Regions from separate parts of the Homo sapiens genome. Here region 1 is linked to region 2. Evidence: read pairs that join two places in POLR2A ChIA-PET (ENCODE). Cell type or tissue: Panc1. All regions are shown on one strand. Links, peaks and the distances in the headings refer to the core of each region. The heading gives the core; the rest is flanking DNA. Region 1 overlaps WDR35 (WD repeat domain 35). Region 2 overlaps LDAH (lipid droplet associated hydrolase).

Evidence for each region. Peaks named below come from ENCODE experiments on the same cell type or tissue, not always from the same donor. Only the 100,000 strongest peaks of a DNase experiment are listed, where the experiment ranks them.
Region 1: POLR2A ChIA-PET joins it to region 2 with 6 read pairs; 2 of 35 experiments call an interaction of 5 or more read pairs at or near these places.

Annotation. Positions count from the first base shown.
Region 1 is chr2:19,942,326-19,947,718 of GRCh38, reverse strand. WDR35 (WD repeat domain 35) reads left to right here. Exons shown (of 27, transcript NM_020779.4): 15 at 1,149-1,258; 16 at 1,723-1,933. Among named protein-coding and RNA genes, the nearest start is that of TTC32, 43 kb to the right of the region's middle. In Panc1, for the core only: no CTCF peak of the experiment used is centred there; no DNase peak of the experiment used is centred there; H3K27ac peaks cover 442 bases.
Region 2 is chr2:20,742,045-20,747,437 of GRCh38, reverse strand. All of the region lies in intron 4 of LDAH (lipid droplet associated hydrolase), which reads left to right. Among named protein-coding and RNA genes, the nearest start is that of GDF7, 78 kb to the right of the region's middle. In Panc1, for the core only: no CTCF peak of the experiment used is centred there; no DNase peak of the experiment used is centred there.

The DNA.
Region 1 (5,393 bases), core at 169-5,168, 800 kb after region 2:
GGTATTAGAAAGTTTCCTCCTTTGTGTAGCCCGATATTTTATGTTGGAGAAAGTGCTTTGGCTCAGCCACTTTCATAAGACTTAGAATGACGAGGTAACATGTTTGCCAGCCAGTAAAATAGAGAAGCCTATGGCAAATTTCAGCTGAATTTTTCAAATAGAATCAATGGCATAGTGTCTTTTCTTGAGCTCTGAGATTTGAAAATATTAATTTTAGAAATTAATGTTTACTTTTATACAGTAATGCTGCTGGGGTTATTGCATTTGAATTATGTAAACAAAACCTTAATAGTATATATTCTAGTTCTAGTTACATTCCTCAGCCATGAGCTAATTTTATGGGGGGAAAAATCTTAAGAGCATAGTATTTCTATAGTATTCCCTCCTTTCTGATAAGCCCTCATGAGACTCATGCTGCAAAAGCAGTGGTTCTCTGATTAAAAAGAAGAGAGTTAAAGATCAGCTGTGTGGAGGCTTCCACTTTGTCCCACTGCCATGGCCTGAGGCAGCCAAGGGTTTGAAACCCACAGTTCTCTCATGGCATTATACTTACTGTTGATATGTCAACCTTAAGATTTGCCCTGAGTTGTGTACAAAATTATATGCTGCTTTATTTTTTAAACTTATTTAAACTAATATTCATAGTATCCCTGCATTCAGATCATCTTTCCTTTTGCTAAAAACTAGTATCAGATAGATGACTATAGGATAAAAACCTAGACCTTCAGTAACAGCTATATCATATGATCTTCTGTTGATTTTTCATATACATATGTAATTTAACTCAACAAGTACTTTGCTTTAGCTTTTAATGTGCCCTGAATATTAACCTAGATAACAAATATAAATAACTTTAGATTTTTTTTCCTTGTGATGTAAGAATTTGTGTATTGCCAAAGTGCTAGGTTTCTGACTTCTTTCTTGAATATTACATGAAAAAAAATTAGAATACTTCAGCTGTTTGAAAAAGGTTTAATTAAATTAGTAGGTAAATATGTACTTAAGGACATGATTCATTATCAGAATTGAGAATTTGCTGTGACATCACTTTGGTTTTAAGACAAATGTATAGACATATAGAGAAATAGTTGTAGTTTAATATTATTATGATACACGTATGCTTAAGTAATCAAAAGTAATTTCCATAGGGTCGTGAATCTGGCACCATTCAGAGATACAGTCTACCTAATGTTGGTTTGATTCAAAAATATTCCCTTAATTGTCGAGCCTACCAGTTATCCTTGAATTGCAACTCTAGGTAAGCCTGAAAACTCTGCTCATGTAGATGTTAGACTTAGAAATGATCAGTTGGGATTGTTAGATTTATATGTAATAAATGTAAAGATGGGCGTGTCTATTATGAACTTGTCTTAAAATTCAGTATGGTTTTATTTTATACTGCATTTGGTTTAAATGTTTTTAATTGGGCGTGTGGAAGTACTAGTATAATTTTTTACTCTTAAAGCTTAAAAGCATTGAGACTATTTTATATTTCATACCAATTGGTTTTGTCTCTGGATACATTTTCCTCAGAAGAGAGCAAAATAGAGAGTAGTCCATATCTTGTATCAAATTTATTTAACAAAATTTTAAGCCATTTCTACTGTATTCCAGGTTTCTGATAATCTGATTTTGAAGAAGAATGGCTATAGGTAATTATTCTCATGATTGCTGATAGTAATTTTATAGTTTTTTCCTTTTCTCTAATTGCATTGTTTTTAGCCGTCTTGCTATCATAGACATCTCAGGAGTTCTGACTTTCTTTGACTTGGATGCTCGAGTAACGGACAGTACGGGACAGCAAGTAGTTGGAGAGTTGTTAAAATTGGAACGAAGAGATGTCTGGGATATGAAGTGGGCCAAAGATAATCCTGATTTGTTTGCAATGATGGAGAAGACAAGAATGTATGTTTTCAGAAACTTGGATCCTGAGGTAAAAACAAGAAATGAGTGTTAACAGTCTATAAATAATGAGCCAAATATAAAAACCTGGATGATTCCCCTTTGTTTCTTTAAGAAGTTTGTTGAATAGCAGTGCCAACACGGCTGCATGAATTTCTGAAAATAAATAGGAACATTTCTGTGGATTTTAAAAATATTTGGTCTTAGGTGAGAAAATACTTATCTATTAAATATTCTCTACTTTCTCTGAAAGGTACTTCCTAGGCATTTATTTATCTGTTCTTTTTAAAAGGTGGAGCCATGGTCACTAGTCTTTTTTTCCCTTGTCAAACTTAAGAAAACAAAATCAGTAGCCTTATTTACCAGAATTTCTGAAAAGAACCTAATAAAAAAATATAGTTTTCAAATTTCCTTGTCCATTCATTCTTTTCTGTCTCTTTATTCACTTAATTCTGTGCTTACTTTGTCTTATTTATATTTACATTTACCATATCGTTCACAAATCTGTGTTCTTTCTTAACCCAGATATTCTTACAAATATGCAAGTGCAGGCAGGGATTAATCTCTCTTTTGGGTATGAGGAAGTCCCCTTTGTTCTCATTTTTAAGGTTACATTTTGATTTTCTGCTTGTGGCTCACATCAGCTAATTTCTATGCTCTGGATTTTCCTGTCACTTAGTCTACTCTGGCCAACTCTCAGCTGTTGTATTTAGGAAATACAAAATAATCCGAGTGGTAACCTAATCAAAACATCATTAAGAAGATAAATCTTTTAAATGACTTTTGAATTAGTAATGGATTTTCAATTTGGAATTTTCTGTACTTCTGCTGCACTCTACTCTTGTAAATAATAAGGAATAAGTTAATAAATGCTTTATATCATTAATTTCCATTTGTTTGCATGTATAGCTTCCTTCTTGGGAAGAAATTGCATGCTTGGGCCCCTGAGCTGCCAAAGGGTTTCTGGAGTAATTTATTTAGTGGTAAACTGTTTGCCCCTTTAATATCCTAAATTATTTTCACATTTCCCCATTTGAGCCCTACTCAGGAATTTTGGATGTAAAATGCCCTGATGTAAAGTGCTCTCAAAGGCTCTGTTAAAGCTTTTGCAAGTCTTAGGATCTTTGTGATTCTTCGACCCTGAGAAATAGTTCAAAGGAAAGGCATTCAGATTCAGGGCTGCTGCATTTGACCTGTAAGCATGGGCTTCTTTCAAGGGTCCAAGGGAAATTTAATCCTTGCCACAAAACAATTGTGGGAATTTGACAGGTAATCCACAGGATAACCTTGAGGATGGGAGTAGAATACTTTTTGAATGTTAGAGTCTTTTTCTATCCTTAGCCCTGCTCATACTAAATCACAAATCATATGCCTGGAGAAGGGAGAATGTTTGTTGTATCTGGCTGCTCATAATGTGTCTATAGCACACATGGTCAGTCTGGTACCAAGTGAAATCTTTGCCTGGTGGAAAGAGTTTCTTAAGTAGTTTTAACAGAACAGCCTTTTAAAAACATACTGTTTTTTAATTTGAATTTGTTTTCTGGTTTGGCATGTAGTTCGATTTCTGTTAGATTTAGAGCTAGATGGATTTCTTAAAACCTTCCCACTGTCTGGATTTCTTTATAAATGATGCTGTTCTGTTCTTTTCATTCACAAGGACACTGGCTTACTGTGGTCGCAGCTGGTTTAGCTACTCTGCTCATTTGCTTTTCTAGCTGCTTATTGATCATGTAAGAACATGATCTCTTCAAAGCAGGGAAGATCTGTTTTACATACTATTATATTTAATAGTATGTTCCTTAAGGACATAATATTCTATATTATTATTTAGGAGATAAGTTATTGTTTGACAGCTAATAACAATATATTTTTATCCATTTGAGTGTTGTTAAGAATTCTAGATTCATACCTTTATCTAAGCTGTAAATCTTCAGATTATTTGAGAGAAAAAGATGCCATCTGTGTGCAAAGTTTTAATTCACTGATAAAGCACATTTTCTTTGAGAATTAGGAGATGAATATTTAATGTTGATATTCCCTGCTTGATCATTTTCATCTCCAGTGACCCTCTGAAGGTACTGATTGCGCTGTTTTGTTCTTTTTCTTGGCTCTTCCTTCTCATTGGCACTACAATTTCATTTCATGTTTCTTTCATATCTCATAATTTCATCAATCAGACTCATTTTTGTACATTTGCTTCTTTTTCAAACAAGGGGCTCCCAAACTTTTGAATATATGCTCTTATATATACATATTTATTTAGAAATTATTTACATGACCTACCATATTAATATATTATGAATCAAAATAGAAATTTTAAAAGAATGAGAAAAATAAATTATACTGGATGACATAACTTTATTTTTTTAAGTCATGCTAATTGCTATGGTTCATGCTAATGCTACATTAGCTAGTATATCAGCATAATGCACATTTTAGAGCAAGGTTTTGTTAACTTAGTTGATAAAAGTCTCATGTGTCAAATACTCTACTTGATAACTTTGACCTTTTAGCTGACTTTTGGTCAGACCTGATAGGATTGTCATTGTTTTCACGTTGTAATGTGACTGATACAAGAATCTGTGCTAGGAGTAAGAGAGGTGTCAGTTCTGCCTTTTCTTGTTTGCTTGTGCTTGCATTATTAATATTACTTTTAATTTACAAGTTCTTTGCAAGAAGCTTTTTAAGCCATTTGTCCAGTTTGTGAGAGTTAGCTAAAATTAGGTAATACAATCCCTCAATTCACTTAGTTAGGTATATGCAAACCTCAGTATATCACAATATGCTAAAATTGTAGGACAAATAAGGGTACTTCAGGACACTCATTATATGGCACATATTATGAGGCCTTCTGACTTGTGTGCTGGATAAGGGTGCCAATATTTTGTTTGGTGTAGTATAGATTATTAAAGCTTTGGTTACTTTTTTGATAAAAAGAATTATCTTGCATACTGGTTAGGTGAGACCCTGCTGGTCTGAAACTTCATATTTAAATGAAGTGTGTGGATAGATAGCTAATGAATTTTGGAAACTAAAGAAAATTGGTTAATTCCAGCAGAAGTTGAATTTTTAAAATCTGAATTACATAAATGTATTTACTTATGCATTAATAATCAGATTATTTTTCAAACTTTTATTTTTTGATCTCTCTTTCCATCTTTCTCCCTTTCTCTTTGGTAGTATTTTTTTTTTCATGGATCAACTTTTGTGAGTTTATCTTTTGATTATCTTGTTTTGTTGCACTGTCTTGCCAAAAATAAAAAAAAAATTTCTAATGATAAACATGTTTATACAAGGATCTAGGGCAGCTACTTTATAATATGCATATCCTATTCTTTATTTCAACAAGCCTGTATAACACTAAGATAAGAGACAGACATATAACAGTCTCATGCACTTACATATTGGCAAATAAATCTTCTTAAGAGTAGGAGATATATCAGGAATGCACTCTGGCTCATGTTACAGAGGAGAGACTGTTCAGTGTGGTA
Region 2 (5,393 bases), core at 62-5,061:
ATTGCAGTCACATAAAAAGAGAAACTGTGTGCTATTTTTTTGTTTGTTTTCTGCTTGTACGGTGGAGAAGCACCCTGCCATAAATACATTGGGTGGGTTAAACTAATAAACAAATAGGCAGGGTGGCAGTGATAATGTTTTTTTGAAGATGTTGAAGTACTATTTGTCGCAGCTTCACTTAGTCATAACACATAGGCACCATTGCTGCTCTCCCAGAAAAATGGATGCATCTGTAATAAGCTATATAAACAGGTGAAGTCTTTCAAGGATTTTGAAGATTTACTGTTTTTTTAAAGCCTATTTAATGAAACAGGTTGTGCACAATCCACACCTAAGCACCATACTTCTTACCTTGTGGCCATACCTCAAATTGTTTCTTAGCTCCTTTTCTAAAAAATGATTACAACAATAATAATAAATTCAAGAAAAATAAGCATCAAAATACTTTCCTCTAACCCCTGCAAATGTATCCAGTATAAAAATTCCCAGTGTGCATATTTACCTTCCTGTACTGTTCAAGAAAACACGGTTGTGCTTCATTATCAAAAGTTCATTCTGGTAGATAACAGAAGAGAATGTGAAATATGCGAAAATGTTTTCTTAGGATAGAATGAATTGGCTAACATGGGAGTTCTTTTTTTAATGAGATAGTAACATAAGAAAATGTTTGGTCGTGTACACAGATTTGGAAACCTTCACCACACAGCTGTGTTATCAAATTAGGCATACTTCCTTGACTTAGGTGATTTTTTTTTTTACCAATATGAAGAATGAAAAATTTTTATTACTGTGATTTATCAAATTTGGACTGCAAATTTCATTGAAATTATCATTACAATATCTAGGAAAAGTGTCACCCAGCAGGTAATAATTGTTGTTCTCCAAAGGCAAGAGAGGAAAACCAGTCTCATCAACTAAGTATTAGTTGTGATAAGGTCTTTGGTCTTCTTATATTTTTACAAGGCAGTGACGCATTCAATGTACATATTAGAACTTCCTTATTGTTTTGGTCCATTCCCATTATTTCAGACTGCATTTTAATTCTCAATTTGTTATTGATATAGATCAATCAAATATAACCCTGTGGTTGCTTATATATTTTTAGAGTTTCCCTTACATGCAGTTTTGCTTAACATGGGTCACAGTAAAGGATCGTTTATAAAAGTAATGGATTGTTTCCTGTTTCTGCCAGCTGATTTGATCAATCTGAAGTTCCTTATGTACTATGGGTTACATAACCAGTCTGGAATCTGTGTGGTACATTCTTCTAGTTTGGTATTAACTGAATTAATCATTTATATTCTTTAAATCATTGAGGACATTTTAGTAAACACTTGAACTGCTCTCTTCTTCAAGTACTCTGCTCCAGCAATACTGTTCACCTGGCTCTTACTCAAACACACCACTTTAGCTTTCTATGGCCTCTGCACATGCTCTTCCCTCTCCCCACAAAATTTATTTTTCCAAGCATCTCTTAGCTCACCCCCTAACTGCCTTTGCACAAATGTCACCTTTCATCAAAGCCTTTCCTGAACACCCTATTTAAAACTATCCCACCACCCCTAGCAATTTCTAGTCCTCTTTTATTATTTTATCTGCCCCGTCATAGGACTTGTGACTTACTACCATCATACATATTTGATTCAATTATTATTTATTGCTTAAATTGTTATGATCATTTATTATAAATCATGTATTACAGCTAATTAACATACATATGCTCAGTCATTTACTTGATTAGTTATTAGCCTCAATTATATCTTATTTTTTAATATATATTTTTATTTGACAAATAGAAAGTATATAGATTGGTACAATATGATGTTTGGAAATAAGCATATATTGTGGAATGACTAAATCAAGCTAAGTAACTTATGCAGTACCTTACATGCTTATCTTTTGTTGTGATAAGAACACTTGAAATCTATTCTACTGTCTTAGAAATTTAAAAATGGGCAAAGGACTTGAATAGACATTTCTTCAAAAAAAATGCAAATGACCAACAGGTATATGAAAAGGTGCTCAACATCACTAATTATCAGAGAAATGCAAATCAAAACCACAATGATATATCACCTAACACCTGTTAAGATGTCTATTAGAAAAACAAAATGTAACAAGTGTTGATAAGGATATGGAGAAATAGAAATCTTTGTGTGCCTTGTACACTGTTGCAAGAGCATTAGTAGAACTACTTTGGAAAACTCTTTGTAATTATCTACTAAAGATGAATATATGCCTACTATATGACCCAGTGTTTCTACTTTGAAGTGATACAGCCAACAGAAGTACATGCATACATGCACCAAAAGACATATACAGAAATATTATTAGGACTTCTGGTTTCCAGTTCCACATGTAGGGAGCTTAGAAGTTGCCACTCCAACCCTAACAAGTAAAAAGCTAAGCAAACTGAGAAATCAATTCTTATCGGACCCAGGATAGGGGAGGACACAGGGAAAACCACTGTCCCCAAAAGACTAGAGAGACAGACTGGCAAATACCGAGAGCCACAAGTTACTAGAGCATGCAGTCACAAACAGAAACCCCCACAGGAAGCAGTGCCATGGTAGAAAAACCTGAGCTGTAATTGATGAATTATAGGAGGTTCAGTATGAACAACTCTGAAAGTTTTAAACTCCAGGAGGACCCACTCATGGGGAAACACCACAATTTTGTTAGACTTACCTACATGAGCTCAATTAGATTCTCCAAGTAAATATTGCAGAAAAATCCCTATGTGCTTCTGGCAGGGGGAAGGTGAAATGAACCATTTTGAAATATGCCAGAGCACTGTGCTCTTCTTAACAAGGTCTGCCCCCAGGAGAAATTAGTTAGCTAAATCCTAACCTGCTGGGGTATTATTAGAGCCTGACCCAAGGGAAGGGAAATACCTAACTCTTGTCAGCTCTAACCTTCTGCATCAGAGAAGGGAAATACTAAACTCCAGACAACTCTAGCCATCCTGTCCTACCAAAGAGGGGAGAAGAATACTGAGGAAACACTTAGAAGTTTGTACACCAGAGGCATATGCTTACTAAAAGACTGAGACTTAATCATAGGATGATAGAATGTCTCCCCTCCCCTTTCCCCCACCTAACTGCTACATTGCTAAAAGCTGATTTATAAAAGTTCCTTTTACCTGGTACATCATGTCCAGCTACCAAGAAAAAATTACCAGGCATACCAAAAGGCAAAAAAAAAAAAAAAAAAATCTGAGGAGAATAGAGCAAGCTTCAGACCCAGACAGATAGGGATTCTGGAATTATCAGATGAGGAATTTAAATCCACTATGATTAATATACTAATGGCTATAACAGATAAAGAAGGCATCATTCAAGAATAGGTAGACAATGTAAGAAGAGAGATGGAAATCCTAAGGAAAAAGCAAAGAGAAATGCTAGAGAGTAAAAACACCGTAAAATAAAAATGGCTTTGATGGGCTTATCAGTAGATTGAACATGGCTGAAGAAAGAGTCTCTGAGCCTGAGAATGTCTCAACATAAACCTCCAAAATTGGAAAGCAAAGAAAAAGACTGGGAAAAGAAAAAAAAAGAATAAGGACTGCAGGACAACTACAAAAGGTGAAACATATGCATAAGGGGAATACTAGATGGAAAAGAACGAGAGAAAGAAACAAGAAATATTTCAAACAATAATGACAGAGACATTTCTTAAATTAATGTCAGACATCAAACTTCAGATCCAGGAAACTCAGAAAGAAAATAATAGGGGTTTGAAACTCAGATCTCCATAAAGAAAAGAAGAGCATCAGAGAGGGAATAAACAAAGACTAAAATGTTCATTTTTCTTATTCTTAATTGATCTAACTGATAAGTTTGTTCAAAATAATAATAGCAACAGTGCTTTCGATTTTGTATGTTTATATGTTATATGTATGCTTACATATAAGTGAAATGAATGACAACAACACAAGGAGCAGGAGGGAAGACTTAGGATTATTTTGTTTTTGTATGATACACTACTTATAAAGTGGTATAGTGTTATTTAAAAGTGGACTTGGGGGTGCAGCGCACCAGCATGGCACATGTATACATATGTAACTAACCTGCACAATGTGCACATGTACCCTAAAACTTAAAGTATAATAAAAAAAAAAAAAAAAGTGGACTTGGACTAGTTGTAAATGGATATTGCAAAATCTAGGGCAACCACTAGAAGAATTTTTTTTTTTTAAGTATAACTGACATGCTAAGAAAGGAGAGAAAATGGAATCACATAAAATGCTCAATTAAAACCACAAAAGGCAGAAAATATGTGGAAGATGAAAATAGAAAATAATGACAAATGTGGTCTATATTAATTTAACTACCAGTAATCACTTTGAACATCAGTGGTCTAAGTGCACCAAATAGGCCTGGTGTGGTGGCTCACACCTGTAATCCCAGCACTTTGGCAGGCTGAGGCAGGAAGATCACTTGGGCCCAGGAGTTTGAGACCAGCCTGCACAACATAGGGAGACAGACCATCTCTACAAAAAATTTGAAAAATTAGCCAGGCGTGGTGGTGTGTGCCTGTAGCCCCAGCTACTCAGAAGGCTGAAGTGGGAGGATCTCCTTGAGCCTGGGAGGTCAAGGCTGCTGTGACAGAGTGAGACCCTGTCTCAAAAAAAAAAAAAAAAAAGGAAAAAGAAAAGAAAAAGAAAAGCACTAATTAAAAGATTGTTAGAGTGGATCAAAAAACAAGACTCAACTGTATGTTGTTTACAAGAACCCCACTTTAAATATAAAGACACATGTAAATGAAAAGTAAATGGATGGAGAAAAATATACCAAGCTAACACTAATCAAAAGAAAACAGGAGTAGCTATATTTCAGACAAGGCCGACTTTTCAAAGCAAAGAAAGTTATCCAGAATAAAAAAGGTAATTACGTAATGATAAAGAGGTCAGTCCTCCAAGAAGACATAACAGTCCTTTACATGCATGTGCCTAGCAGCAAAGCATCAAACTATGTGAGGCAAAAACTGATAGAACTACAAGCATAAATATATGCATCCACTATCATAGTTGGAGATTTCAACACCCCTTTATCAGAAATGGACAGATCCAGCAGGCAGTAAATGGGTAAAGACCTAGTTGAATTCAACAACACCATCAATCAACTTGATATAATTGACGTCTATAGACTACTTCATCCAACAAGAGCAGAATACACATTCTTCTCAAGATCACGTGGAACATTCACCAAGATAGACCACATTATGGTCCATAAAGCACACCTTAACAAATTTAGAATAGAAATTATATAATGCCTGCTCTCAGACCACAGTGGAATTTTACTAGAAACCAATAAAGGAAAGATAACTGGAAAGTCCCAAAATACATGGAGATTAAACATGGATTAGAAAAGAAATTCCAAGATAAATTGAGA